Linked DNA regions of Homo sapiens: region 2 is linked to region 1. The links are chromatin contacts, found by Hi-C or POLR2A ChIA-PET in ENCODE. All regions are on one chromosome and are shown on one strand. The core of a region is the stretch at or near the end of the contact, and the rest is flanking DNA. Distances in the headings are between cores, read along the strand shown.

Evidence for each region. A loop is a pair of places that touch in the nucleus more often than their neighbours do. ChIA-PET counts read pairs that join two places held with the same protein, here RNA polymerase II (POLR2A). Pooled maps may share reads with other maps.
Region 2: a pooled map shows a loop between it and region 1 (9-fold over the local background). The contact joins the promoter of SLC38A2 here to the promoter of PUS7L in region 1. A Hi-C loop is called at or near these places in 1 of 37 single-sample maps with no recorded cell type and 7 of 50 pooled maps. POLR2A ChIA-PET finds 5 or more read pairs at or near these places in 1 of 52 experiments (activated CD4-positive, alpha-beta T cell).

Annotation. Positions count from the first base shown.
Region 1 is chr12:43,757,251-43,760,181 of GRCh38, forward strand. PUS7L (pseudouridine synthase 7 like) reads right to left here and starts at 1,540. Exons shown (of 9, transcript NM_031292.5): 1 at 1,480-1,540. IRAK4 (interleukin 1 receptor associated kinase 4) reads left to right here and starts at 1,701. Exons shown (of 12, transcript NM_016123.4): 1 at 1,701-1,766. RefSeq lists enhancers at 1,228-1,277, 1,618-1,727, 2,348-2,407.
Region 2 is chr12:46,371,366-46,374,296 of GRCh38, forward strand. SLC38A2 (solute carrier family 38 member 2) reads right to left here and starts at 1,408. Exons shown (of 16, transcript NM_018976.5): 1 at 1,144-1,408; 2 at 1-14. It overlaps SLC38A2-AS1 (SLC38A2 antisense RNA 1), which reads left to right and starts at 1,418. Exons shown (of 2, transcript NR_187299.1): 1 at 1,418-1,497; 2 at 1,948-2,413. RefSeq lists enhancers at 338-487, 568-897, 587-1,290, 1,148-1,227, 1,908-1,967 and silencers at 918-1,117, 1,318-1,657.

The DNA.
Region 1 (2,931 bases), core at 290-2,789:
ACCTCCGCCTCCCGAGTTCGAGCGATTCTCCTACTTCAGCCTCCCGAGTAGCTGGGACCACAGGGGCGCGCCACCACGCCCGGCTAATTCTTGTATTTTTTTAGTAGAGATGGGGTTTCACCATATTGGCCAGGGTGGTCTTGAACTCCTGACCTCGTGATCCACCCGCCTCGGCCTCCCAAAGTGCTGGGGTTACAGGCGTGAGCCACCGTGCCCAGCAAGTGATTCTCTTTCACAAAACCCTATTTAATTTTCTGCATAGCAGTTCTAGGTAAAGTTTTTCTTTATTATTTATTGTATATCTCCTCCAAAGAGAATGTTAGTTCCACGTGAGGAGTAACCTTGTCTGCCTTATTTACTACTGATGATCACACATTTTGAACAGTGTCAAGCACATGGTAGGTCTGCAATAAATACTATTGTTAAATAAATGAAATAACTAGTACAAAATAAGAGCTGTAGGAATGAAGTGGAAGATAATTAGAAGAGGCATAATGCAAGAAGTGGCCATCTAAGTCCTCCATAGTTCAAGAGATAGAAATGAGGCAGAGACCTCACAAGTAATGTACAAACAAAACATGCAATGTGTGCAAGAAAAACAAGCAGTCCAGATACAGAGCAGTGGGGATGGGAATGCAGGGAGACTACAGTGCTGGAAAATGTAGCTGAGTTAGTACCAGATTATGGAAGATGTTGAATGCCCTGACAAGGACTTAGAATCTATTGGGTGGTCAATGGATGGCTACTGTTAGTGTTTGAGTAGAAAAGTGACACAATTCCAAAACATGCTTTTGGAATTGTAAGATGATTCTGATGGAAATGAGCAAGATGTATCCGATGGAGTAACAGTTAGAGGAGTTCAAAAACAAAACAGCATGGTCAAGAACATAGCTGTAGGGATTGGCCCTGAAAGAATAATGATCTTTTCTTTCTCCCAGAAAAAAGGAGGAAGACAGACATTCTAAGCAAGTGAAACAGGTAGGGAAACTTGGGGAGAATGTAATTCCAGCATCCTGGTAGAAGAGTGGAACTGACCTGGAGGACAGCAAAGGAGCCCACGTGGCGTTAAGCCTGAAGGTGCAGTATTCCCATTCAACAGAGACTGCTGCTGACAGTGGGCGGGGGAGTAGTTTGCTTGGCCCGTGGTTGAGGAATTCGTTGGCGGAGGAGGGATCCTGAGAAGGTACTAGAAATACTGAACCCAGTCCTGCAGAAGCTACTTAACTTCACAGAAAACTAGGGCGTCGTTGCCCTCCAGCACGTCCAAAGGTGTCCCCGACAAGGCCAGCAGCTCTACCTGTTTCTTCTCCCTCCTCTTACTCTGCCTGTCCAAAGGCACGACACTAGTCCACGTCACCTTTCTTTGGGCGCAAAGGGTATGGATCCTCAATGCCAACCTCGTCACCCCCCCCCCCCACACACACACACACACACACACATACAAGCCCACCATCGCGCAAGAAACTCGACCCCGTCTACCTCGGTTCAGTGGAAGGCATTCATTTGCACAACGCTGTGCGCATGCCCGGAAGCCTTAAGTGTTTCAGCCTCCGACAGGGGCGTAATTAAAGGGGCAGGCGCCCACGTAAAGACGCGCCCTACGCAATACGTGGAGTTTCTCACTTTGTGGAGCCGCCTGGAGGCGCCAAGATGAAGCCCATCGGGGAAGTGGGGCGGGGCCAACCCGGCAGGCCCCGCCCCTTCGCGGCGCTTCCTAGTTCGGCTGGTTCTTCTGTCGCCGGCTTCAGCAGCCCGCGCCCGGGCAGGTAAGGCATTCCCCGCCTTAATGCCTCGGTCAAACGTCGTCCGAGGTCCGCTTCCAGGCCTCGGCACCTCTGCCCCAGGGTTGCTGGGGTCGGCTGCGGAACGGAAATCTCTTTATCATCCGTGAGAAAAGTTAGAGAGGAAGTGGGTTCCTTTGACAGAGCTTACTCCAGAAGAAAGACTTGGGTAGGTCCCCGGTAATCAAGAAGTTCGTCGGCCCTGAGGAAGAGCCTGAGGCTTGGAGGGACGTCACCCAGCTGTTCTGGGGCGCAGTCGGACCTCAAGTTTCTCACCTCTCAGGCCCTGGATTCCGTGAACCCGACTGCGAAATGAAGTCTCTTTTCCCCAGAACCAGGAAGTCAGGCCAGCACCTGACAGATGCCTGTGGCGCCAGCAGCTCGCTGAGCCTCCACACGATTGTAATTCGCTTGTTTCTCCGGCCTCCAAGCTTCCAGGGAATTAGAAAGTGGAGGCGGCTTATGGGATCAGATGAGTACATTCGCAGATGGGGGAAAAAAGTGTACCTGTCAGCTTGGAAGCCAGAGGGAGACAAAGGGATAAAAGCAAACCCTGTCCAGGTGCGGTGGCTCATGCTTGTAATCCCAGCACTTTGGGAGGCCCAGGCGGGCGGATCGCTTGAGGTCAGGAGTTCGAGACCAGCCTGGCCAACATGGTGAAACCCCTGTCTCTACTAAGATACAAAATTTAGCTGGCATAGTGGCGGGCGCCCGTAATGCCAGCTACTCCGGGGGCTGAGGCAGGAGAATCGCTTGAACCCAGGAGGCAGAGGTTGCAGTGAGCCGAGATCGTGCCACTACACTCCAGCCTGGGCAACAGAGGGAGACTCCGTCTCAAAAGAAAAAAAAAAAAAAAAAAGCAAACCCTGAGAAAGCGAGAAAGCACTTTGAGCATTTAGAATGGGAACAAACGGCGCTATTAGTGCTTCAAAAACGTAACTGCCCAAGGCCCCTGGTAAGCAGAGGATACTAAAATCTGCCTTTTCCCTTTCTTGGAGTGGTCCTTGAAGAGGGCTATCGGGAAGTTCAAATTTCTTCTGTTTTCCTGCAGAGCGTTCATTTGAAGTTTGCTTTCTACCTCTCCAAACTGAGCTTCTGATATTCCAGGCCAAACTTGCTCCTTCCTCAGCCTTCTCTATCTCAGTAAATA
Region 2 (2,931 bases), core at 158-2,657, 2.6 Mb after region 1:
GCCCGCGAGTCGGCCTGCGAAAGTAGAGGCGGCGCGTCAGGACCGCAGCGCCAGCCCGCCGCGGTCACGTGACGCCGCCCGGAGGCGCAGCGCGGCTGATTCATCCCAGGCCAGGCGAGTGGAAAAGTACCAGCCGCGCGCGAGGGGCGGGGGCGCGCCGAGGGGCGGAAAAGTACAGACGGCGGAGCCGCGGGGAGAACAAAGATGATGCCACCGCTGTGTTGCGGCCGTCGAGGCCCCCTACTCCGGCAGATTTCAGTATTTCACCCTCTCTATTGTCCCTCGTCGGAGTGGAGGGGGCGAGGGGGGGTTCTGTTTTGCTTTTTCCCAGTCGCTCCAAACTTGCACAGGCACTCAGGGCACACATCCAGCCCCGACCCTGGCTCGTGTGCATGCAACCTAGGCGCACGGCTTTCCGTTTCTAGCATTTGGAACAGCAATGCTGCGTAATCTGTCCTTTACTGCCCGGAGTCCCCACACGGAGAAATGCCTCTGCCGCAGACAGCCTTCCCCAGGAGGCGGAAAGGGCCGACACTACTCCTCTCTCGAGGGGGGCGAACGCCCGGGCCCCGGGAGCTGGGGGTTTGTTTACACACGCGCGCCAGTGCCCTCAAGCACACCCGTCCACAGGCAGCTGGCCCGCGAGTGCTACGCCCGCCCAGCCCCTCCTATGTCCGGAAAGAAAACTGATGCAATATCGATCGTCGATTGTCAAATGTTCCCAACTCGTCTTCCCCAATCTTGGCCTCTCCTGTAATACATGCCCAAGCCCACCTCCGCCGCCCCCAGATTCCTGGCTCCCTGGACTTAATTTTTTTTTTTTATTAAATGCAAATCAGTCACAAGACTTGCCGCAGCAGAGCCGCTGGCCGGGCTAGCTCCCCTCCCCCTAATGGGAAGATGCGGCTCCGCACCGTGCAGGCACGCGGCCCCCGCCCAGCGCCCGCTCTCCTACCCACGTCGCGGGCGCGACACCCGCGCGGCGGGCCAGGGTGGAAGGCTGGCCAGCCCAACCGACAACGCCCGCCTCGAAAGGAAACGGACCCCGCGGCCGCCTTCCCGCGCGGCCCCTCCCGGAAGCCCCTCCCCCACTCTCGCCCGGGCCCCGCGCCCTTCCCACAGACGCCCCCCCGCACGCGTTACCTCGGTGGTCTCTATTCTCACGCAGACGTCTTCAGTGGGTTTCTCTCAGTCAAATACAAATCATAAAAAACAAACAAAAAATTTCCCCAAATCCAACAACAGGCAGGAAAAATAATTTTAATAAAAAAGGAAAAGACAAATTGCCGCCCCAATCCTCCGGCGTCCGCCGTGTCAAGGGAAAGGCGCGAGCGTGCGGTAACGCGTGGTCGGGCTGCTGCTAGCAGTACTGGAAAGGCGTTCTAAGGCGGCGGCGTCGCGCGGCTGTGGAGCAGCCCTGCGAGCGGCGGGTTATAGCGGCACCCCGGGGACGCGTCAGTGGGCGGGACCGCGGCCGCCCGGGCGCCTTCTCTTTGTGTATCAACACCACCTGGGCCCCGCCTCCGACCCGCCCAGACCTAGGCCCCGCCTCCCTGCCCCTCCCTCTGCGGCCCGCGCCCGCGGCCCAGCCCCGCCCGCAGGCGCCCCCAAGACTCTCCCGCAAAGCCCAAGCCCACTCTCTCCAGCTTTCTAGATAGTCTGGAAAGACCCCCAGATGCTTCCCCTGCCTATCCTTTTCAGCCAGGGTTGGTGCTCAACACATGCGGTTGTCTTTGAGGAGCCATCTCCTTAAAATTTTCTCCTGTCCGAGTCACCAGCAGTCCTTGCTTTCGGGGGACACATCAAGGCTTTTGGGGGACACCACCCTCCCACCAAACACTTTCTTGATTGTTATTTTTGTGATTTACAGTGAAGTTTTGTCTCACAAACTTGGGCCAAGGCAGCAAGGTTGTCCTGATGGTTTGTTGTTCTTTCTTTTCCACCTAGACCTGCTTTCACTCTTCAAAACTAGCCGGAGGTCGGCGAGCAGCTCCTTTTCGGGATGTGCTTTTTGTACGGCCATGGAAACTGGACTAGCGGAAAGGCTACCTTTTGGCCAGCAAGCCAGGCCCCTTAGAAAGAGGCCCCAGTGGGGAGCCCGGCGCTCCTAAGGCCGTTTGGGAGTCCCCAGTTTTCCACTCGCTGACACGTTGCTTCTCTTATCCCACCACCGCCGCCCCGGGCAAAGGCACTGCCTTGTCTGAATGCGGGTCTGAGGCGCTTTCTGCGGAGCCTGGTCCTTTCCCTTCAATGGTGATGTGTGTGGTCTTGCTGAGCCAGGCAACTAGGGGGACCCTTCGCTGTGGAAAAATTGGTGCTGCGGGAAAGGCAAGACTCACTCCCTTGCAGGAAACAAAGACCCCTTAGGAGAGAGAAATGTTCATGGAATGAATGAATAAACAAGTTTGACCTACTGCTCTCTTCCTTTTGGGGACTTGGGAGAAATTGGGCAGGGCATAGAGGAAAGGGCTGGGTGTGATCGCAGTTTTTGCTTTCAATGTTTTACTGAGGAAATCCGTACAACTGCCTATTTCCGCCGCACGTGAGGCTTCGGGTGCCCTCGCCTGCACCAGTGTTTATGATTGACAAGCGAGGTCCCGATTTCCCCCATCACACTCCTGTGTTCCCTACCCCAAACCTTCTACTCTGTTCAGGCCAGTCTTCCCTACCGCAAACCTTCTACTCTGTTCAGGCCAGTCTTAAATAATAGCCATTCTTGCTTTGGTGTCCAATCTCCTCTCATCCCCTTAAATGCCGCTGTCATGCAAGGCTTAGTCTTCGAGCCACAGGAAAGCGCCCCGCATGCCTTAATCCCTCCGTACTCAGCCCTCTTTTTGCAGGTACTATTTTCTAAAACAATATGGTGACGGACTTTTAAAAATCCGTGCTGTCATGCACTCAAAATCGTTCCAGACTATTTGTAGTATCATC